2 separate regions of the Mus musculus genome follow, and region 1 is linked to region 2. A link is a loop called in an ENCODE intact Hi-C map of the cell type or tissue named here. Cell type or tissue: gastrocnemius. All regions are shown on one strand. Links, peaks and the distances in the headings refer to the core of each region. The heading gives the core; the rest is flanking DNA.

Evidence for each region. Peaks named below come from ENCODE experiments on the same cell type or tissue, not always from the same donor. Only the 100,000 strongest peaks of a DNase experiment are listed, where the experiment ranks them.
Region 1: it touches region 2 in a loop (3-fold over the local background); 11 of 42 quality-filtered maps call a loop at or near these places.

The regions. Positions count from the first base shown.
Region 1 is chr1:89,641,662-89,653,136 of GRCm38, forward strand. The region is part of intron 6 of Agap1 (ArfGAP with GTPase domain, ankyrin repeat and PH domain 1); the gene reads left to right. Among named protein-coding and RNA genes, the nearest start is that of 4933400F21Rik, 36 kb to the right of the region's middle. In gastrocnemius, for the core only: CTCF peaks have their summits at 2,242 (motif pointing right) and 5,162 (motif pointing right); DNase peaks (open chromatin) are centred at 2,248, 2,626 and 5,162; H3K4me3 peaks cover 659 bases; H3K27ac peaks cover 1,317 bases.
Region 2 is chr1:90,586,360-90,597,834 of GRCm38, forward strand. No RefSeq gene overlaps it. Among named protein-coding and RNA genes, the nearest start is that of Gm35192, 9.2 kb to the left of the region's middle. In gastrocnemius, for the core only: CTCF peaks have their summits at 4,656 (motif pointing left) and 6,696 (motif pointing left); DNase peaks (open chromatin) are centred at 4,653, 6,178 and 6,678; H3K4me3 peaks cover 285 bases; H3K27ac peaks cover 1,466 bases.

The DNA.
Region 1 (11,475 bases), core at 1,594-9,593, 950 kb before region 2:
GTGAGGAGATGGTTCCTGCCCTCTCATTCACACTCACAGGGCAAGAAGAGCAGTTTGGCTCTACCTGTTCCCAGAGGGATGTGCCCTCCCCTGAGGGCAGAGCATTGGGGCCCAGTGAACTATGAGTACACCTCTCTGAAGCCACGAGCCCACGTTACTCATAAGCTCACCATCTCTATTTGCTACAGTGGTACACAGTAGGAAGACAGCAGAGTCTTATCAAAACAACCAGAGAGAACAGTGACTTTTTGTTTGATAGCATGAAGGGTGGTATAGGGACGGAGGCTGCTGTCTGTGACAGTTTCTTACCCCAAGTGTGGAATTCCTTACACTCTCTTATGGGAAATGCTCTATACATGGATGCTTGTATCTGTGCAGTAACGCCTGTGTCAACTCTCATGCTGCCAGAATTAGATCATTAAGCACACTATTAGCGAATCCTCTCTGTTTTGATTTTCATGTTAAGACTCATGCCTGGCTCATAGAATTAATTTTATCAATGACATAGAAAATGGTTCTTTTAATCTGAATCTGTGTGGAGGCATCAGTACCATGGTTTGCCCCAGGATTTCCCCCTAATGGCTTTCGCCAGCTTGAATTAGCTTGATGTATCATTAATGCATACAAATGGCTTTTATTTTTGTTCATAATCTGTTCATAATGCTACGGTGCTCTGCTCTTCCTAATGTTTTTAAAATGATTGAACAGTGATGTGCTTTTTGACCTATTTAGCCCTCTACAGAGGCGCTGATCAAGAGAATAAGAAAATGTCACTTAGCTAGGACAGTCAGGAGCTGTTATAATCTGTAGCTGAGGTTTCCCACTCATTTGGAATCTTGCAGTTGGTAACCCTTCTTCCCCTCTGCTCTGAATAATCTTCATTCATTAGGGCGCAATCTACAAACGCTTGATTAGCAGCGCTCTGCTCTCCCAGCCCGTGGAGGAGGGATAAATGTGACCCTCAGGAGGCCCATCTTGTAAGTTGGAACCTGTTGTTTATCATGATGGCTTCTTTTGTGACACAGAGTGATCCTGGCCAGGCGTTGGCCCCCACAAGTTGGAGAGTTTGGGGTACATGGTTGGATTGATGACCTGGATTCCCCAAAGGTGAGCTCTGGATTCTGGGATCATTGTGCCAGAGGCCAGAGAACAGCTTTCCCTGGGTTCTGGGCATCAGACTCGGGTTCTCGGGGCTGTGCAGCAGCTGCTTCCATGCTGAGCATCTTGACAGCCCGGAAGGACAGACACATTTGGTAGCCATCTGTGGTCATGAGGGCTCCTCCCTGAATGGGCTCCCTGGGGCGGGGGGGCGGGGGGCACTCGGTTGGTGCCACAGCTTGCACCTGTCTCCTCCAAGTCCCACTCCTGCCTCGGTCAGTCCCTGTGTGCTGGCCCCTCGCTCGCTGAGAACACATCCATCCCTGGGACCCTGTGTTCAAGCCTAGGCTGTGCTCAGTGGATGTCCAGGCTCCCTGAGGCTTCTCAGGAAGAGCTGCTCCACCCAGAGCAAGGGCATAGCAGAGATGGTGAAGTGCCTACTCTTGTCTCCCCTGTTGTTGAGATGCTCGCAGCCTTGCACCTGCGGCACTCCAGTCTGCTCCAGAGGCTGTGCAGGCTGTGTTCCAAGGGCAAACTGTAGGTAAGCTCTTGTCTCAAATCTCAGGCATCTTTGCACCAAGATTTTATAATGTGTGTGAGTTCACTTCTTGCCTGACTTACAGACTGGGTGGCTTTCAGAGGTAGAGAGATGCCAGGCCTTGTTTGGCTTCACCTGTCCCGCTTAGGTGAGCAGTTGGTACCATTCAGATGTGTGTGTGTGTGGGGGGGGGGGGGGCGGGCATGCTCAGTGGCAGAGCAGACACATTCAGCTCTCTGTGTTTGGGCTCCAGGGTTACCTTGGTTTTATATGTCGTGCAGAAAGCCCTTTACTGCATATTTATCTACTTACTTTCTGCAGTGCTGGGGCTCACGCCCAGGGCTCTCAAGCCAGATAAGCACATTACCAGTCATGCCTTCAGCCCACTGTGATCAAGGTCCAACCTGAGGCCAGAATGCTTAAATCTCTTAGTGTTTCATAGAACCAGAGCCTTTTAGTAGTTCTGGGGACTAACTGGCTCTAGCCAGTGTGCGGACTGTCCCCACCCACCCACCCACCCACCCACCCAGGTGATTTCTTCACAGAATCTACAAGGTAGGAAGGCAGGGTTGAGCTCTGTTGTAATCTAGTGGAACTGCCACTAGGGGGTGCCAGAAGCACTTAGAATATTTTCATTCTGTATTTTCTTTTCCCTTTTGCTGTCACGGTGGAGAGAATACAGACACATTTTTAAAAGTTGAACTTTAGGGTGTGCTGCATAAACCGGAACTAAGAATCATGAGTTCGATCCCTGGAGCCCACCTACAGGAGGAAGGGGAGAATCAACCCTACAGAGTTGTCCGATTCCTTCCTTCACACATGCTGTGGTACATACACACCCACATCCACACACCCATCACGCACACACACGTGCACACACGCTATGATGGTAAAGTTTACGGCTTTTGTCTTCAGTTGTACTGGAGCAGCAGAGATCCCAGAGCCTCGCTGGCTCAGCGCCTGCCCTCCAGGATGTCATTGCAGTGGGAGCCCGGACGTGAGGTCAGGGCGATTAGGAAGGCATTAAAGGAGGAAGTGATGTCACTGAGTCAGCTTGCCACCGGTCACTGGGGAAGCTCCAGCCGAGGCTCCCTGCCATCTCCACATCCTGTCTTTGCCAGCATTGCTAGTTGATGTGGGTGCAGAGGCAGCCAGGCAGGCAAATGAGTGACATTTGGCCCTGGGGGACAGAAGACTTGACTCTCTGAGAATGTCATCACACCGTTATAAATTCATGTTTACTTTAGTAAAGTAGATTTCAGTAGATTTGTGTATACTTTGTATCTGCTTAGAAACATTTTAGCACTTTTCCAATTAAAATATGTTAGGAAAATAACCAACATACATGCCAATAAAAAGTGGTCTGTTAACCCCCACCACTAGTCAATAGCATTTTATTTTCGTTTAAGATAGGTTCTCCTGTTTCCCAGGCTGGCCTCAACTTTACATGTGGATGCCCTGGATCCTGCCTCTTCCTGCCTGTTGGGATTGCAGGTGCTACCACATCTGGTTTATGTGGCTCTGAGTTCAAACCCAGAGCCTTGTGCCTGGCCAGGCAAACACCCCAAAAACCCGCTGTAGTCCTAGAATAATGTTTTATGATTAATATATTCTGTTGAATTTCTAAAACTTCTAAAATAAAATCGGAAGCGCTGGAGAGGTAGCACTTGTGCTTTCCGAGGGCCAGAGTTCAGTTCCCCGCACACATGGGAGCTTCACAACTGCCCCGAGATGGACTTCCTGCGCTTCCTGTGAAGCTCTTTAGAGACAGCCTCCTCTGTGCTAGAACCGAAGCCAAGGCACCTCCCTATTGGGCAGAGCCGCCCACCTCCTCGGCTTACATGTGACATTCACTTGTGCGAAGCTGCCATGGCCTCCCTTATCACAGAGGCCTAGCACCTCTGAAGATGTCCTAGAAGCAGCAGGTCAGGTACAGAGCCGTCACAAAATGAAGCCGTGTGCAGCTTAGAGATTTCCTGGGAGACTCCTCTCTCCCGAGTCCACACTTGCCGTCCCCTTGGAACACACAGCAGCCTATGTTCAGATGAGAAGCACAGGCAGCACCCATCACCAGGCTACACTGCCTGCACTGGTGCCCGCTCTGTCTCCTGCTGCAGGAGAGAATGTGGCACTGTTCCCTACCGCCTGCCCCCTCTCAGACCCAACCCTAGCCACTAGCATGCTTTGGTTTAGCCTTGGCTTCACGGACTGGGACACATACATCTTTTCCAAGTGTGGCCAAGTGGCCTAATAGTCATGCAAGGAATATTCTTGGGAAGGGTATATTTTCCTGTGCCCAAAGGCAGAGGTACCGAGACACCCGAGGCCTGGTGGGTTCCCTTGGCAAGTACAGAGCTGAAACAGGCATTGTACTTGTTACACATGGGTGGTGGGTGTGGGTCTCATCCTCACTGTACCCTCTGTCTCCCCACTGTGGTTTATCAGGTTCTCAGAGTTCTTTCAACTGAGACTTATGCACTAAGTCAGGGTTTGGGTGTCTTAGAGTGACTGAGTTCCTCAGGCCCCAGGTTAGACTATTAGGCAGCTCTGGCTCCATTTTAGCCCTTCCTCCCTACGCCCACCTGGTCCACCCTGTATGGATTCACACATTTCATGTCCATGCCTTCTCCCCAGCTCTCCAGAGGATAGCTGTGATGCAGGTATGATCGGAGCATATCTGTGAAACCTGCATGCTCTAGCCCTGCATCCTGCCCTCCTTTCACTCTTGCTGATGCAATGCTTCATCTTTTGGATTGGGTCTCTTTCTCTCCAGCCTTGCTTTTGCCCCTAGGATGTCCCAGCAGAAAACTAGGGCCTTAGAAAAATTTCTTCTCTTGTCTCTACCTGCCTCAGGTCTTGTATCTGGAGCCAGGGCTGCTGAGCTGAACAGGGCCCAAGTTCCTCCCTTGGAGGTCATAATCTACTTGGCACAGCACTTTCTGAAGCTAGAGTAGGTGCTGGTGCAGGGTATGGGTGATGGCATTTGCCTGCCTGGTGTCTGTGCAAGGACCACGCTTGTTCTGTATCTCATACCAAATCATCACTACCAGGCTGTGTCTCATATCCATCAGCCAATACAGATACCATGCATGCACCTCTCAGTGAGGAACCTGAGGCACAGAAAGGTCAGATACCTTGCCAGAGATCACACTGGTCGTTAATTGCCACAGCAGGCCAGTTCTGTGTCCAAGATTCCCCACTCCATTGGCCATTGTTGTTAGGTGACCTAAAAGTTACATATTAACTCCACTTGTCAGAGTCTCAGTAGCTGGGGAAATCACAGCTACTTGTACAAGATACTTTGTAGCCATTGGGGCTGGAGTGCTATGGCTTTCAGGCAACTGCTTTTCTGAGCCATTGGCCACACGCTGTCAACTCCAGCAGGGTGGTCACATTTGGTTGGTGGCTTGTCTTAGCCTGACTTTGCTCTTTATCTCTGCTTGTTGTTCACTTGTCCTCTGGGGCTGTCAGAACAGCACCAGTTGCTCCGTGGTTGTGCCAGGTAAGTCAAGTGTAGGCCACTAGGTGGCAGTGGAGTCACAGACAGGGCTGCCCTTTGCTTAGGGTTTCAGACTTCCTGCTGTGGCTTCAGGTGTGATCTGCAGAGACCTCCTTAGCTCTTGTGGGTTAAAGATGGTAGCAAAATCTTGTGCTGCCTCCGTGTAAATTAGGAAGATACAGTTAATCTAGGCACACATGGGATGTGGTGTGTAGGTGCCTGGAAGGTCACACTGGAGGCACAAATGGCTTCTCTTGCCGTGACAGCTGGTTGATTCTTAGCGGTTCAGCGGTAGGATAGCAGAATTCACTGGACTGTGTTCTGAGTGCTGTATAAAGTTTGCACTTGGGAGACACACACCCACAGCCCACAGCCCACATTTAATCACAGGCTCAGAGAAAATACATGAAAAGTGTTCAGAAGCGGCTCCGGCTCGGAGTAATGGCCGCTGTGGGAGCCCCGCCCACAGCCAGCTCCGCTGTCTCTGCATCTGCTTCTGTTAATTTTACCTCAAGAAAATAGTTTGTTGGTTTTCTACTCTTTCCCCCCCCCTTTAAAACTTAAAAAAAAAGTTGAGGGATTTAGCTTTTTAAAAATTAATAGCTACAGGTAACTGCAAGAGATACTGTTGGCAGATGCAGCAAAAAATATTTCTACAGAAAATTGGATTTTGCACATAAAACTTAGTCATACTAATAAAGACAGGTCATTACCCGTTTTAAGCCAAATAAACAAACTCAAAGAGACCCGCTGTCAGTCTGATTCTCGGAGGCTTTTTATTTTTCCGAGGTGTGTAAATCAGCTTTAGTGTGGTGATTGTGCCTTGGATTTTGCTCACATCATTCCTGCCTCTTGCACTGCTGGGTAGAGTCACCAAGGGCTGAGTGATTTACAGTCCTGTTGCAAGGTGTGTTTATATTTAAGCTGTGTGACGGGGGAGCTAATGAGAAAGATGAGAAATTTATCGTCCTTCGTGATTGATAGGACCACTGCCTGTGCTTTAATTGAAGTCTGACTGATCACAGCTGTGGCTGAAGTTTGGGGAAATGAGTTGGGGTGAAAAGAAACTTCCATATTTGTTTCTCCACGTTTCAAAGGTGGTCTTCCTGCTGGCAAGATGGCTGGTGGTAGAAGCAACCCGTACTGACCAGGGCTTGCGTAATGGCACTGAGATAACGATGGCGTTTGCCCTGTAATTTCTCCATGGAAGGTGGTTTATGAGTGTAAGGGAAAAGATTAAATACTGGGGTTTTTTAATGGCTTTAAATCTTTACATGTATAATGATAAAATTCTCTGCAGCTAGTCGTTGCTAAACATTCTCTGGGTTATTATTTAAGACAGTTTAAAAAGAAAAGCGGGGTTGGTAGGGGAGCTCACACTGATAACGGCAGAGGCAAGCCTGCTGTATTAGTCACTGCCTTAAAACCTCAGGATTGCACTAACCTGGGCACGTCTATAGTAATCTCACAGACCTGCCTCTGCCTGTCATTTTTTAAAGGTACCATTTGGGTTGAAGCTCAGTCTTGTGAAAATGTCTAAATTTTCCCATTAAGTGCTTAAAAAGTAATAAAACTAAAGTCATTAGACTTCACTCTTCAAAGCGATATCTGGAGAAATATTCTCCAGCGCAATAAATCTGAGCAAGGGTTCGACATTCATGTCCCTCGTACTCATTCCCTGGAAATGGACGTTTGAAGGTAAATTGCTTAAGTAGGGCAGTTTAAATTTTTAATATAATCTTATTGTAACTGTTAGCAAATGATTGAGGTGCAGAGGAACCGTATATGTTTTGTGAGATTGATAATGAATGCTCTGCGGTGCCTTTTCTATGCTGAATTATAGATGTTATGACAGTTAGATGCTCATGAAGGCACGCAGGAAGACTTGCGTCTTTATTGGATGTTCAACTGTGCTCCCAGAGGAAGGCCTAGTTTCATTGGCTCCCGACTCCTCTCCAGTTGGCTTTGTCTTAGGCATCTGGAGGCTTTGACAAGCCAGACTCTGTCCATTGCTTCTGTGGCCTGTCGAGGGTAAGGCCCTCACCGTTACATGGCCGGTACAAGCAAGTGAAAAATACCGAAAGAGCAATTTTCATCTCTCTAGCAATTTGCTCCGGGGGGATGAGCCACCTTCTCCTCCAGCAGAATATCTTAGGTCCATAAGGAGTTCTGGCTTACTTTTATGGATCAGGGAGGCTTAAAGAAATGTCTGTCTGCCAGTCCTGTCTGTGGCTCCCTTTCGCTGAGCCCTGGTGTTGCTGGTCGGCTCTTGGGGTTGTATGTGTTGACTGTGCATTTGGTCTTTGAAAGCACTGACCTCCAGACAAGTTGCAGGAACAGAGTGGCCCCTGCTTCAGTAGGCCTTGGTTCAGTGCATGGCTGTTTGAATATTTCAATGTATTTGAAGGAGGACAAGCGTGGGCTACATACATATTTATAGTCCTTCCTTTTTATACTTTTTGTGAAAAGAGAAATCTGTTTTAGAAACAAAGCCACACAGTACCTTTGTCATCTTTTCTTCATGTGTTTTTGAGGAAGGAAAAAAATCTACTGGGTGCCCAATATTTGCGCTTCTTTTGGCAATGCAGTCCTTTGGCACTTTAAATTTCCGTGTTGTAATTTGCCTTTCACTTAGCATGTCTCACTTATGGGCCTGTTTTGAGCATTTTCATGGAGGGGAGAACATTGCTTTTCTGTCACTCTGAGTTGGAGGCAGCACCAAGGATTTGGGTAATAACCAGCACAAGCAAGTTCTAGTAACTCACCTGTGTTCAAGACGAATTCCCAGAAGTCCCACGGGAGAAGCTCATGTGTAAATAATGTATTGTTGTATATACAATGTCGTGGGCTGTAGTGACTGGACAGTTAAGAGCAGGTACTGCCCCCAGCACCGATGTCCAGTGGCCAGCAACTGCCTGTGCCTGTTCATGTGTCTGTCTGTCTGTCTCTCTCTTTCTCTGTGTGTGTGTGTGTGTGTGTGTGCACATGCTTGTGTTGGGAAGTAGCGTAAGCATCACATGGTGTCAGCTTTCTTCACCTGCAGTCAGCAAATTGTCTCTTTGTTTATTTTATTTTATTTTATTTTATTTTTGCTTTAAGTATTTTAAACTAGGAGACAATGCTGTTTTCTGACCCACGGGTTCTTGGCATGTGTGCTTGTGTTTGTTGCAGTGTGACAATCTGGCCTGAAAGTCTTTAGGCCTAACCTCTACCACCACAGACTTAAAATCAGTGGTGGTAGAACCCTGTGAGTTCTAGCCCCAGTGTCACCAAGAACAGTAGTTTTTACTTTGTTGATAAATGATATTTCCTTAGGATAGATTAAAGCAAGAATTTTGAGTAGAAACACAGTAGTTTGAGAAGAGATCGGTTGGCTGATTAAAAAAATATTTTACATATATGAGAATATTGTACCTATCTTCAGATACCCAAGAAGAGAGCTTTGGATTCCATTACAGATGGTTTCAAGCCACCATGTGGTTGCTGGGAATTAAACTGAGGACCTCTGGAAGAGCAGTCAGTGCTCTTAACCGCTGAGCCATCTCTCCAGCCTTCTTCATAACCTTTTGTTTATGGCTGCTGGTAACGTGTTAGAGGGTGAACTGAAGCCTGCACGAGGCTTGAAATACATCATACAATCGAGGGAGGGAGATGGCAAGAAGGATGCGGGACGAAGGATGGATGCATAGGTGTGCAGTATAGTAGGCATAGCAACACATTACCATCAAGTCTAGGTTGGGCAGAAGTGCATGTTCATTGCAGTAGACAAACTTGTACTATAAACATTTTAGGGACAATTCAATACAGTAGTTATGCATTTATAACTCTACTACAGCCATCCTATACTAAGAATAATTCAATATGAGGTATTTTTTTTCTCTCTCAAGTTGAAGTACACGGTACAGTATCTGTGCTTCTTTTGAGACTTTGTTGAGCTAAAAGTACCGGCTGGCAGTCAGCCGTGTGAGCCTCTGTGTTCCAGGAAGAGGTTCCGAAGCCCTCTCGATGTTGCTAAATCACTGCAGATTACAGATTCAGAATCAATCAGCATTCTCTGCTGAGCTCTAATTAACACTGAAGTATTATTAGTCACGAATGTGAAGTCTTGATCGGAGATGACCTCAGGTATTCTAAATGTAAATAAAATTAGATTTAGATCCCTTTTAATTACCCGAGGTGCTGTGCATAATTATAATGGCAGTTGATAAACTTAATTTCTCATTAAAGGAGAGAAATGTTAGAAAGTTTCTGTCCACTGTCTACTTAACTCTTTGGCAGCTGCAGTCCATTTAAAAGAACTGTTAAGGCTTTTATGTTGTTTTTGTAGAAGTTTAAATCATGTATTGTACTGGGCTCTTGACATTCATCATAGGCCTGGTCACTTAAAAAAGATTATTGCTATGTGTGTATACACATGTGTGCACGGATTCGTGTGTGTGTGTGTGTGTGTGCGCGCGCACGCAGGCGCGCACGCATGTATGTGTATACCATGTACTCTTGTTCAGAGGACAGATTGCAGGAGTCTGTCGTCTTCCTTCCACCATGTGGATTCCAGAGATTGAACTGAGGTCATCAAGTTTGGCATCAGTGTCTTTACCCACTGAGAAGTCTTGCAATTCTTGACTTCATTGCATTCACATGGCCAGAATCCTGTAGCGTCTCCAAAGGCAAACATGCCCCGTTAGCAACCCTGCCCTGTTAGCAACCCTGCCCCGTTAGCAACCCTGCCCCGTTAGCAACCCTGCATGAGGCATTGGGACAGGCAGGGCTCTGGGTGGTACTGGCTACTGATAATAATTGAATGTGTATGTTTGTGTGTGTGTGTGTGTGTGTATGTGTGTGTTCGTGTGCATTGGGGGAGGGGGCTGCAGTGACTTAATGCACAGAGCCAAGCTGGGGACCGAGTGGGAATGCGTTCTGTCACCTCATCCTTCTTTCTAATCACATCATAATACATTGTATAATTCAACCTGTGTGTCACTGTCAGTTCCCCCAGACCTTCCAACAAGGCCTCGTGACTGAAAGAGCAGGAGGAGAAGCCTTGTTCCCTCAGAGCATGTGTGCATGTAGAGGCCCGAGGCCAGACAGCTTGTGTGAGTCCTCCCTCTCCGGTACTTTTATCTGCTGAGCCACCTCACTGGCTATTCTCCTCAGCAGTTTAAAGCTCTCTGAAGATTAGTGTGGAGGTAGGAGACTGTTCTGGGCACCATGACTTTCGTTTACCTTGACCTTTAGACTGGAGATGGATTTGAACTTTAACCTTGGCTGGGACAACAGTAGTCACTAAAGGGAAAGCTGATGCTTGCACCGAACCTCAATGGTTCCCAGGTTTGTGAGGTAGCATCTACCACTGGACCCGCCTGTCCTGCCCTTATTCAGGGCTCTGCCTGCCTCCTGGTTCCCATTGACCTTGATGTCTTCATCTTTAAAATCTTGAGCTGTTGCCTTGGCTTGGGACGTTTACGTGGTCACTCGCGTCCTCTGCCTCGTTGCTGTCCCCCCTGACCCCACACACAGTCCTTTCTCAGCCATCTCCCGGACTGGCTTTCTGATCTCCCGCTGGCTGCCTGTGGCAGCCTGGCTCTTCATACTTTCCTTCCAACTTTCTTTGATGTAAGTGATAAAAGTGTGTTAGTTATTTTGTAACCAGTTTGGTCTTTTCTGACTTGTGGCTGGTGAGCTGGGAGTCTATAGAATGAAGGATTCCCAGCGAGCCCCCGAGCCCCCACTTCGGGGTGTCAGAGCAGCCCTGCTCCGGGATCATCGCTTCTGTGTGAGACAGCTTGCTGAGTTGAGGAGAAGTGACAGGTTCATTTTCCCCCTCTTTGTTTAAGCCATTTATCTTTTAGCTCCTTGCCTGCCACCCGAATTGTATTGCCAATTTATTGGGATATTCACTTGCCTGGGCTCAGAGGTGCTGATTTGCATCCGACTTGAGGACAAGTGAGACGGGAGGTTAATCATCTCCTGGCTTCTGAACGGATTTTTTTCACCGGTGTTTAATTGTGGTGCTTGAAGTGTTACATGTTTTCTAATCACTGTGGGTGTGTGTTCCACTCCCTGAAACCCCACATCCGTGAGTATAGCTTGCCCAGGCCACGCAGCTCGCTCTCCCGAGGATCTTCAGCTCAGCTCCTGCGTCTGTCTCTTCATGTGAGGCCAATGCAGGCTGTGTGTGTTGCTTGAGCCCAGCCTCCTCCTCTTCTTGCTCACCCATTCTTTTTCTCTCCTGTCTCCTTCCTCGCCTCCTGCTCCCTCACCCCACAAGGTCAGCCTCTCATACTGGACTTAAACTCCTGATCCTCCTGCCTCAGCCCCCTGAGTGCTGGGATTATGGTTT
Region 2 (11,475 bases), core at 2,387-10,386:
TGGGTGCTTTGAGTTATCACTGTGTTTGATGTACCACAATCCCTAGGCTGCCCGGATGTGAATTGTCAAGGTCAAGAAACAGAGATGACTAACCAACCGAAAGATTTCTATCTGGGACTAATTGCAAAGCTGGAACTGTCATGGAGGACAGACAGAGGCCAAGGAGGTCTCTTAGAAGTTCAGAAACAAAGAGACATTGGAGTCTTATTAAACAAAGAAGTCCAGAGTGAAGGCTAGGGGCTGGTGAGCCCTGGTGGGCCAAGAGCTCGGTTATCATACCAAGCTGGTCTAAAGGTCAGGCCCAGCAGCTCCAGTGTGCATTGCTAAAAGAAAGGCAGTCTTCTTACAGACAAAGCAGGCTGTTACACTGGTCCGGCCATGCAGGGTGGTTCCAGAACAATCTCCCACAGCCTGCACTGTTTCTCTCTGCAGCCCAGTGGCTCCACTCCACTTCAGATGCTGTGACAGCCACAGACCACTGCCTTTCCTCACCCGCATGGCTGCTCCTGCAGCTGATGCACAGGGATCCGTTTGCTGACTACACTCTGTGTTTGGGAGAGCGAGCATCGTGGCCAAGGTGCCAAGGAGAAGAGAGGGAACTGAGGGACACAGGACACGTGAAGAGGTCAGAATGCAGATGTCCCCAGCCCACTAAGTTGCACTTATGGCACTTATGGCACAGACCAGGGACCAGGGGTAGTTAAAACAACAGTAACAACAACCACCACCTCCAACAACAACAACACTCTCATGGAAAAAGAGCTAGTGTGGTGCTTCACACTGTGTGCTGTGGGGCAAGCTGATAATGAGTCAGACAGAGCAAATTACTCACGTTCAGGTCACCTGCTCTTTACCTGAACCACTATTGCATAGAGAGTTCAATTTCTACCTAAGACTGGGGAAATCCCTAACTACAATGCTGTTAGGGCAGTGGCAATCTCCTGCAGGCATTTGTCCCGATATCGCCATTCACCACTAATACACAAAACATGTAGAAACACGAACAATTTAGTTCTCTTTCTTTCTAACTCGGGGACAATTAGACAGTGAAATGAAGTCTCAATTTTGAGGCCAGTTCTGTGTCATGCACTAGAATGTGGTCCCAATCCCACAGCAGTGGGGACACAGAGGACAGACAGTTCAGACAGTGATGGAACAAGAGCAGTGGCCATGCTCAGAGCTGGGCCTCTTCACAGTGCTGTAGGTCCTGCTGGCTCTGACCTGTGCAAGGTGATGCATGGTGTCTCAGGCCCTTCGTACTCTGTCCTACCCAAGACTACCTGCCCCTCAGGTCCTACGTTGGTGTCATTGAAGTCCTGTGGTGAAAGGAGGAATCATGGGTAAGGCGGGGTCTCCCTGTACTGTCCTGCTTTGCCCACTGAGGTGAGAGACCAGGATGTTGATAGTGTGAGATGGGCCCAGGTCTTCAGAGTAGATCCTCTCCTCTCCATGCATTGTAGAGCCAAGTAGCTCAGACATAGACTCTCGCTGTGCCAGAGGCGCTCAGGGTGGGGAAATTCTAGAAATACACACAGGGGGCAAAGGTGGCACACACTGGGCCCTGGCAAGTCACTGTGATTCTTATTGTCTGAATCCTTGTTACCTGTCTTGGTGGGACAGTCAGGGACCATGGATGGGATGGTGGCCAGCAGCATACACATACGCAGTGGGTGTCTAGAAAGGGGGTAACTCTTGCCTGAAACCAAACTCCTCCATGTCCCTGTGGTTTGAGGACTATAACACTGTCACAGGACGACCTGAGGTGCCACAACCTGACTCTCACCCTCTTCTAGCGCCCTGAGGAAGAGCTGGGGTCATGTAAGGCAGTGTGTGTGTGTGTGTGTGTGTGTGTACTCATGCATGTGTGTGCATACACATGTGTGTGTGTGCATGTGGGTGTATATGTAAGTGTGCATGTGTGTGTGCACATGTGTTAGTTGATAGCATGCGTGCGAGTACATATATGTGAATGTATATGCATCTCTGTGGCTGAACACACTCCTTGTCTGAAGGTCACTTTCAAAGACGCCAACTCTTCAGTCTCAGCTGAACTAAGAATTATACCAATCAAACTACAAATTTTAGGGTGAGTCTAACCGCCTTTGTCTGCCTTGTTTTTGCAAATCCAGAATTAGTCATCAGTTTTTCCATGGCCGAGCTCTGCCTGGTCAGAGACTTTGTGATGAGTGCCACCTTGTGGTGCCTTTTGTATTTCCCAGGAGCAGGAAGTAATGGTCTGAGGCTGCTAGTAAAACCCATTACCAGACTCCAGCTCTGCAGCCTCTCCTATCCTGGCCTCTCACATCTGCATGCTCATGATATAAACCCACCGTACTCTGCCATTCCCAGCTTAGGGGCCAGACCCATCCCAGAGCCACCCAATTCCCAAGCAAAGCTGTTATGAGTTTACAGACAGCATCTCAAACTGTACCCTGAAGTAAACCTCTTTTTTGTGATAATGTGCCCGCCTCCAGTATTTTGTTCTAGCATCAGAAAGCAAACAAAAGCAGAAGAGGAAAGCCCCGTGCCTCTTGATTAAAGTGCCTCCAGGAAATCCCACAAGACTATGCAAAAGGTAAGCAGGGCTGGTTGCCCTTCCTCATCATCTAAGTCACACAGTGAATCCCTATCCTCCAGGGCAACCCACAGAAAAGGATGCTTCAGACAATTTCATAGAATGCTCCGGGTATTTAATGGGAAAGCCCAAGGGAGCTCACAAGAAGGTTGAAGGTTTGAGGTTTGAGCTAGAGGCACCATCCAACCTCCTGCTTGCAGGTGGACACTAGTTTCATCTACCCCCTACTTATCTCTCCTGTCCTGTCAAGCTCCTATTGAGAACAACCCATTGTGATCTTCCTACTAAAAGCTCTAAGTCACAGGCTAGGGGCAGCATGTGCTGGAGCACAGGACAGAGGACACTTGGAGCACTAGTTGGCTTCCCCTGTCTGTATCTCTCTAAGTATCCTTTATTCCTCTGTCCATAAACTCACAGTAACAGCTTTGCTAAGGAATTAAACTGGGTCGCATGGTCCATGGAACTGCATGTTTTCCATAAGTCCTTCCATCCCTCCAACCTCCAGCGCTCTGGGAGCCCATTCTGGGAGTGTTTGTGGTTGCAGCAATGACAGGAGGGTGTTGTTGATTCTCACATTCCAGGATTTTACCTGGAAAGTGTCAAGGCAACTTTTAAAATGTTTTCAAATGAAAACCGGGGTGGAAGTTAAGGACAGAGAGAATCTGATTCGTCACATGGTTGTGGGGAACTTGGAGTGTATCTTGGAGCCCCTTCCCTGGCTCCTACACACAGGAAAAGCACCTTCCTACTTTCCTTTCTGGTTTGATCAAGGTATGGGCTCACATAGTCCTGCCTGGCCTTGAACTCACTAAGGAGCTGAGGACGAACTAGTGCCCAGGATCCTTCTGCCTTTCCTTTTCCTGTGTCACACACACCCAGCTTAAACAGACACCCTTTTGAAGAAATGTGGAGAAAATGTCATATTTCAGTTTTACCTTTTTACCTTTTTTTTTTCTTCCACAAATGGAGCAGAGTTTCTGCTCTTCTGTGCCTAGTGTGTGCTTTGAGGGTCTGTCTGTCCAGGCCTTTGTCTATGTTCCTAGTGGGTTTTAGGTCTTTTCACCTCCATTTTTCCTATCAAACTGTGTGTGTTCCCATTCTTTAATCTGTTTCCTGTTTTTCTTCTCTTTGGTTAAGAAGGACCCTGGTTCTCTTTGTCAAAGTGGCAGTGGCTGGGGAGGCAGCTTCGTAGTTAAGAGCACTGACTGCTCTTGTAGGGGTCCCAGGTCCGATTTGCAAATGCCACATGGTAGTTCACAATGATACATCTGTGACTCCCGGTTCAGAGGATCTGATGTCCTCTTCTGTCCTCTATGGCCACTGCATACATGTGGTGTACACACAGACATGCAGGCGAGACACTCACACACATAACAAATAAAATACGTTTCAACAGTCAGGGCTGTAGTAGCATGGGCTTACATCCGTGACCTCAGCTCTATCCCCATGATCTACATGTCTGTTTTTATTTTGTGTCAGCCAGCACCAAGGCGCTTTTATCACTATAGCTCTGTAGCATAGCTAAGCTCAGGAATAGCAATACCCTCCACAGCCTTCTTTGTGTTCAGGTTGCTTTGGTTGCCTTGATCTTTTGTGCTTCCTTATACAATTTTAGGTTTTTTCCCCCTATGTCTGTGAAGAAAGGAGCTGGAAACTCGATTGGGATTGCACTGGATCCGTAGGCTGCATTTGGCAGGATGGTCCCTGCCAGCAAGATCCGTTCCTTCCATTCAAGTGCATGCCAGGCCTTCCCATGTGGCTCCCTCAACTTCTCTCTCCAGTTCAGTGTAGACTCCTTTCATTCCCCTGGCTAGCTGTGTGCCCAGACACTTTATCCTATTTTAATTTGTGAATGGGATTATTTCAGTGTGTTTATCACTGGTCCATGGGACACCTAGTGATTTGTGTGTGTGTGTGTGTGTGTGTGTGTGTGTGTGTGTGTGTGTGTGTGTGTGTATTTTTGTAACTTGCCACTTTGCTGGGAAGTACTTATCAGCTCTGTGCATTTCTGGGTGGAGTCTTTTGTGCTTAGACTCTTGCCTGCTCACTTTGCTCTGCAGAGCGCTCTCTGCTGGACAGTTTTGTGAAGTGTTAACACAGGGTGGGGGGAGCTTGGCTTGGGAATCATCCTGACAGTTTTACTGCACTAGGCCTTTCTGGACTTTCCCTAGCTGTTTCCCTGGGACCCCTTTCTGGACAAGGGTTGGTAGCCCATGTGAAGGAAATTTTATGCAGAGCCCAGTTGCCGAGTCCACAGTGTGACCAGGCCTGTGTGGTTATACCAGAGCTCTACCCTAGTTCCCACCTTCTAGAGAAGGACTCCTGGCTGGCTCGGCTGCCTCCTTCTGAAGCCCAGTAGATGATTCAGATCCCTATGTTTTTATTTTTGTCCTCCCTCATTTCTTACAAACACACACGTGCGCGCTCACACTCACACACACACGGCATGCACGCACACACACACAGGACAGTTAGTGTCACCCACTCCACATTTAGGAATTATTGAAACACGAATGAAATCAGCTCTGTCTCTGACACACATCGCAACCATGTTTCACCAACTTATCTTGAAACCGGCCACAGTTCAGATGGTGCACAGTTCTGGCTTTGTGAGTCTAACCTTATCAGCCTTTCCTTTCCTGATGTCTGGATTTGGGCTCACAATGGAATGTGGCTCTTGTAGAAGTGCTGGGTGCAGTTTTCCCCTAGTATCTGCACACCTCCAGTTCTCCCACTGGCTGGGGTGTTGCTGCGTGTGCTGTGAGCCGTTTAACAGCCCAGTGCTGTTTCTTGGAGGTCACTGCTTCATCATTTGAAATGTCACTTCCACTACATTCTGACTCTCCATAGGGACCCGGGTCCATTCTGGACTCTTTAATCTGTTCAGTGATCTCTCTAGTCAGGTAAATATATATGTTTGCAGCTAGGCATCATGGCCCATGCCTGCAGTCCTAGCACTCCGGAAGCAGAAGGGTTGCTATGTGTTCAAGGCCAGCCTGGACTATATAGTAAGTTCTAGGCCAGCCTGGGCTACCATGTAAAATGACTGCCCCCAACCCCCATCCTCAATCTCAAAACAAAAACAAAAAACACAACAAAAATGAAAACAAAAACACAAACAAAACAAAAATAAAAGAAACAAAAAAGAAAGAAAAACGAATTCTCCAAGCATCCATTATGAAATAGTAAGACTCAGAGAGGCTTCACAGAGCAGTTCACTATGCCTCACCTCTATCTCACCCAGCTGGAGACACTGAGTTCTCCTACTTGCTGGAACTCATTCATGTGACAGTTCCACCGACAGCAACACTGCTGACTTGGACTAACGGATGCAGAGACAGCACAAGATGTTGAGAGCCTTAGACTCACAAGATCATGCTGGCAATAAACAGCCTGAAGGCACTTTGGGTGACTTGGGTCCTGGTAGTTCTACCTTTGTGAATACAAGAAGGACCAGAATCTTAGAGGTCAGAGTCAGGATGAATAGAACTCTATGCCCAGGCTTCATTCTTCTGGACACTCCTGACTTTGTCCCCACTACAAATCAGAGAGGCAGTGAGCCAGGAACTGCTGCGCTTGCCACCTCCCTTTTGTGGAGAGGAGACCTTGTCTGTCTTGCTGGGGTGAAAGATGGCCAGCCTGGAAAGAGCCCAGTATCCCCATTTACTCCCAGATGGGATCATCAGCCTTAAACTGTAAGCTCCTTGCGACAGAAACTGGCCTCTGATCACTAGGAAGTGGCCTCCCCAACTCCGAGACCGAGGCACCCTCAAGGTGAGGTTTCCTAAGCTCCGTCCCCTTCCCTCTTGCCTGGGAATTCCATTTGCTCCCTGGTGCCCACACTTAGCCTTCCACCCAGTGTGCACTGCATTTGAGCCATCAGAATTGGGGTGGACAGAGAGGGAACCTGAAACAGACAAAAGTCCGTGTCTGTCGAAAGCGGTGTTCCAATTTTCTATTTGAAAAGTAACTGCGAGGAATGGACTATCCTGAGCTGAGAAAAAACAAAAACCAAAACAAGTCAAACCCAACCAAAACAAACAAAACCTAGAGACTAGGAAACAGTCCTACACTAAGTTAAAGTCGGCAGTGGTAGCAGAGCGCCCTCTGCTGGGCAGCCTGGGATCAACCTGAGGTACCCAAGCTTGGTTTCTGCTTGGCTGTTCCCCTCTCTCTGCTTTAGAGGAGATAAACCTGCAAATGACTCCTGGAGAATTGTGTTCTTTCCAAAATAGTTAATATGATATATGACCTACGTCTCATTATCAGAGGTTTAAAAGATTTGGCTTAAGTCCTGTGTGAATAAGGATGTGGACTTGTGACCTCAAAGCCCTCAAGGCAGCCATCCAGGGCGTGTTAGCTGTTAGTTCTAGAGGTGAGATGAGTAAGGGACTTTCCTCCACTCAAGTGGTCACACCAGGATTCCCAGGTCTGAGCTCTCAAGTGTACTGGTGTCAAGTGCCTGGGAAAAAAGTTCTCCTGACCATGTAGTAAACTTAAGTTTTATTTCTAGAAATCTGACTTTTGAGTTTTGTAATGGCTTCTGTACTGTAGCTTCTTATTCCAGTTTGTTTCTAGAAAAGTTTAGCTTATCCCTTTGGGAGAGTTTATTGATTGCATACTATTTGTAAGAAGCTGGGCTGGACGCTGAGGAAGCAGAGAGTTGACAGGAGGCTCCCACTCCACAGACGGTGACTGGTGGCTGTAATGGAAGGCTTCAGCGAGACACTCAGAGCCAACTCATTTCTATCTGCTGCCACAGATCTAGCTTGAGAATCTGTGTGACACAGTAAGGCTCGGGCATGAAGTGTGCTGGAAGGGGACTGGGGTGGAGCAAGAAGAAAGCAGGAGAGAAACGGGCACAGAAGAGGACTTTCACAGGGCACAAACAAACTCGACTCACCTCCGGAAATTCTTTCAGAAGACTGAGACCCTGACCCAGTACTCAGAGTGTGACAACTCAAGAAATCTGTGGACAAAAGTCTGGTGACAACTTTCACTCTGGCATAGAGATGGCGGCAGGTTATACTGCAATACCAACCCTATTCTTTGATAGGAGTTAGCACACATTCTCTGAGAAAATGTGTGCTAACAGGAGAAAAGCTCTGAATTGATTCCCTAGCTACTCAGAAAAGGAGGATAGGATTCATTAGTGATGTCAGCTGTGGCTGGTGTCTGAGGAAGGGGCAGGGTCCAGTCTGAACTTGCCTTCATTGGTCCCAAGACAACTGCATGTGTGCCACCTCCCTCCCCTTCTAAAAACTAGGACTCGAGGAAATGCAGAGGGAGAAGATTCCACAGCAATAGCTATGCTGCCAGAGCCCTCGGCTATAAGAATGGATAGGCATCCTGGGTGCTTCTGTAGGCTTGGATGAATGAAGACAGGCATCTGCATAAAACCATGGAGAAGCCAGGCAAGACAGAGAATATGCCCCACAGGCAGACATGGGCATCCTGGAGGTTGGCACATGTAAAGTAGGGAGCAAGGACTACTGGAGCCAACAGGGAGACTGGACCCTGCCCCTTCCTCAGACACCAGCCACAGCTGACATCACTAATGAATCCCATCCTCCTTTCCTGAGTAGCTAGGGAATCAATTCAGAGCTTTCCTCCACAGAGAATGTGTGCTAACTCCTATCAAAGAATAGGGTTGGTATTACATCAGCCCAGGCTCCCTGTCCAGCCCCCAGAAGACACCAGTGACAACAACAGCTCTAGCCAGGCACGACTCCAGGGTAGAAGAACACAGCATGTCAAATCCTCTTCACTGGGACCTAGAGAGTGGACTCTGCACATCCTTTTGTGAAGTGTCCTCTAAATCAGAATTTCGATGGTGCTAAAAACCTTATTACATCCTGCTGGTGCAAGCCAAAGGCTAACAGGCATGCATCTAGAGAGGGCAGGAAGAGAAAAGGCAAGGCTCTATTGTCAAGGACCAAATAAGAGGACATCTGGCCAGCAAGTCAGCAAGATTTACCAAGTACATGTTTGTTAAGAGCTCACAGCAAACAAGTTTACAGAATTAAAATCAACTAGAAACAGAAATTGCAATGAATCAACCATCTTCCCAGATTCTGTTAGCAAACAGCCAGGAAGTCTTTAGCCTTGTCCTTGGATAGATTCCCGTACTATCATTGGGATTGGCACCTTTAAACAGACTGGGTATTCTTCTTTTCTCAACTAGATGCCCGTGATGGCTTGAATAGGTATTCACTTATGAGTTTGAATGCTTGGCCCACAGGGAGTGGCACCTACTAGGAGACATGGCCTTGTTGGAGGAAGAGTGTCACTGTTGGTGCCACAAGCTGGACTCAGTTGGTCCCTCAACCCAGGGGAGAAATCAGGGTCCCAGTACTCAGATGGGCAAGGAGTCAGCGAGTGACAAACAGACACAAACACAAGAGAGTGTTGGATCTGAATGTAATTTCTCAAAGCAAGCATCAGACTTACAGAAGAAAACAAGGAAATTAGGTGATACATCAGCCAAGGTACAAGGTACAAGGTCTGATGCATAATGACACAAAACAGAGAAGTGCATGTATAAAGACTGGCAGGAACCAGGCAGTGGTTACAGCTGAGATAAAAGTGGTTCTATCTAAAGTCAGCTATTCTAGGAGCCAGGTGAGGATTTTTCATGCTAGTCACAATTCTAGTTTATTGTATAACCCACCACCAGGGGTCCCTTGGTAAGCGCCTAACTATGCTATTCCTCTGAGCCTTGTGAAAACTTGTACCAGGGGGTTCCGCTCTTGCTAATCTTTTCATGAATAATGCAATACTGTAGTTCCTCCTTAAACCACAATCCACCTCCTTCCTAGACCATTGTAAATTCCTGCATATGTGAGTGACTCGGCTATCATTTTAAGTATCCATAGGGAACCTCCATTTATCAGAGGAACTCACCAATTTTCTTCTAATATGTAATGTAGTCTGCCATATCTGACTGTAATGAGAATTCTAAGTTTACTTTGTAGAACTTGCCCTGAGATTTCTACTCTTATCCAGTAAGCTGCAATGCCTGATTTCTTTTTCTATCTCTCTTTCAACACTGTAGGCATTTTGTCTGAATAAGTCAAATCATTCCTTGGGGGCATCTATAATAAAACAATACTGAAGGAAAGCACACAAGACCCTCCACAGACTATCACAGGGACAAATCTAAAACACATCTGTTACGGGATTCCAAGGCCTCCAGGAGACCAGTTTCCATGAAACTTTTTGCCTCAGGACTGTGGCCAAGCTTTTGAACTTGTCACACAGACTCCACTGGAGTGGGTGTGGCATGTTGGGGTACTCAAGCTATGCCAAATGTGTTCTGCTGCCTTTGGATCAAGATATAGAATTCTCCCCAGCTTCTCTTCTCTAGCATCATGTCTGCCTGCATGCCACCATGTTTCCCGCCATGACAATAATGGACTATACCTCTGAACTGTAAGCCAGCCCCAATTACATGCTTCCTTTCATAAGAGTTGCCGTGGTCATGGCATCTCTTCACGGCAATAAGACCTAAACTAAGACAATGCTATTTGTTTATGCATTTAACTCATGTACATATTTATTTGTGGCTGGTGGCTCTTTCTAGAACCACTACTACAGTGTACAATAAAAACAAACGGCTGGCACTGATTTTACTGATGATCAAAGAAAGTTGTTAGCCTTCACAATTACAACTGTGTTGTCTCCATGGGCTCTGTCTATGAACTTGAGGATGTCAGCCTTTTGTCCGTAGTCCACTGAGTGCTTAATTATGAAGAGAAGCTGGATTTTTATCTACCATCTTCTTCAATTGTTTATTTAATCCAGTTTTGCAGTAATCTTTACTATTTCTGTACACACACATGCACATGTGTATATGTAATTTATTCTGCATCCACAAGAGTAAATGCATATTTTATTCAGTTGATACTGTGTATTGCATGATTCAGTTTTTGGGTGTTTGATTTATTTTGCATAAATCTCAGGTGTGGTACAAAGCCCTGCTGAATCAATTTTACTTATATTTCTGAGCATATCTTCATTTGACATCTATAATCATAAAAACCTATTTGCAGCCTGCCTGCGCACTGTCTCTGTGGGTGCCCAGGGGGCTCTGCGGTGCCTGAGGGGCTCTGTGGGTGCCCGGGTGGCTCTTGCCTTGTTGAATGACTCAGAAAGGCCCATGAGCTTCTGTTTCTGAGGAAAGTTCTGAGGGAAGGGATTTGAGTTGTTTTCTAGATATTTGGTTGAAGTAGGTCTTTGCTACTTTGTGGGTTATTCTCTTTCCTATCCTTTATCCCCCATCCAGTTTCACCTCCTATTACTAGATAGAAGAAAGAGAAGAATAGAGGAGAGAAAGGGGGAGGTGAGGGGGAGAAAGAAGTCCCTGAATCTAATTTCTTTCCTTTCGTTTCTTCTTTGAACATGACTACTAGCAACTACAACCAACCCCGCTGAACAACGAAGAACAACCAACACCACATATTGGAGTGCTAACATTTATTTATATACTCCCTGAAAAGTTCCCAGAATTCCAAATGACACACAATTTCAGAAACTATCTGCAGCTGGCAAAAACCAGGCATCTGCTAGAGCGTGAGGCAAGTCACAGTCAGCTGCTGCGAAGTCGCCCCAAATCCCCACACCTGGGATTAAAATGAAAACACTTCCTTATTATATTTCTGTGGGTTTTTTAAATTAGGTATTTTCCTCATTTACATTTACAATGCTATCCCAAAAGTCCCCCATACCCTCCCCCCACCCCCTACCCTATATTTCTGTGCTTTTAAAGAAACCAAAAATTCCAGAATCCTCAATACATTTGGAAGAATCAACTAGCAATGCTCACACACATGTGCACACACACACACACACACACACACACACACACACACACACACACACACACACACACACACTGGGCT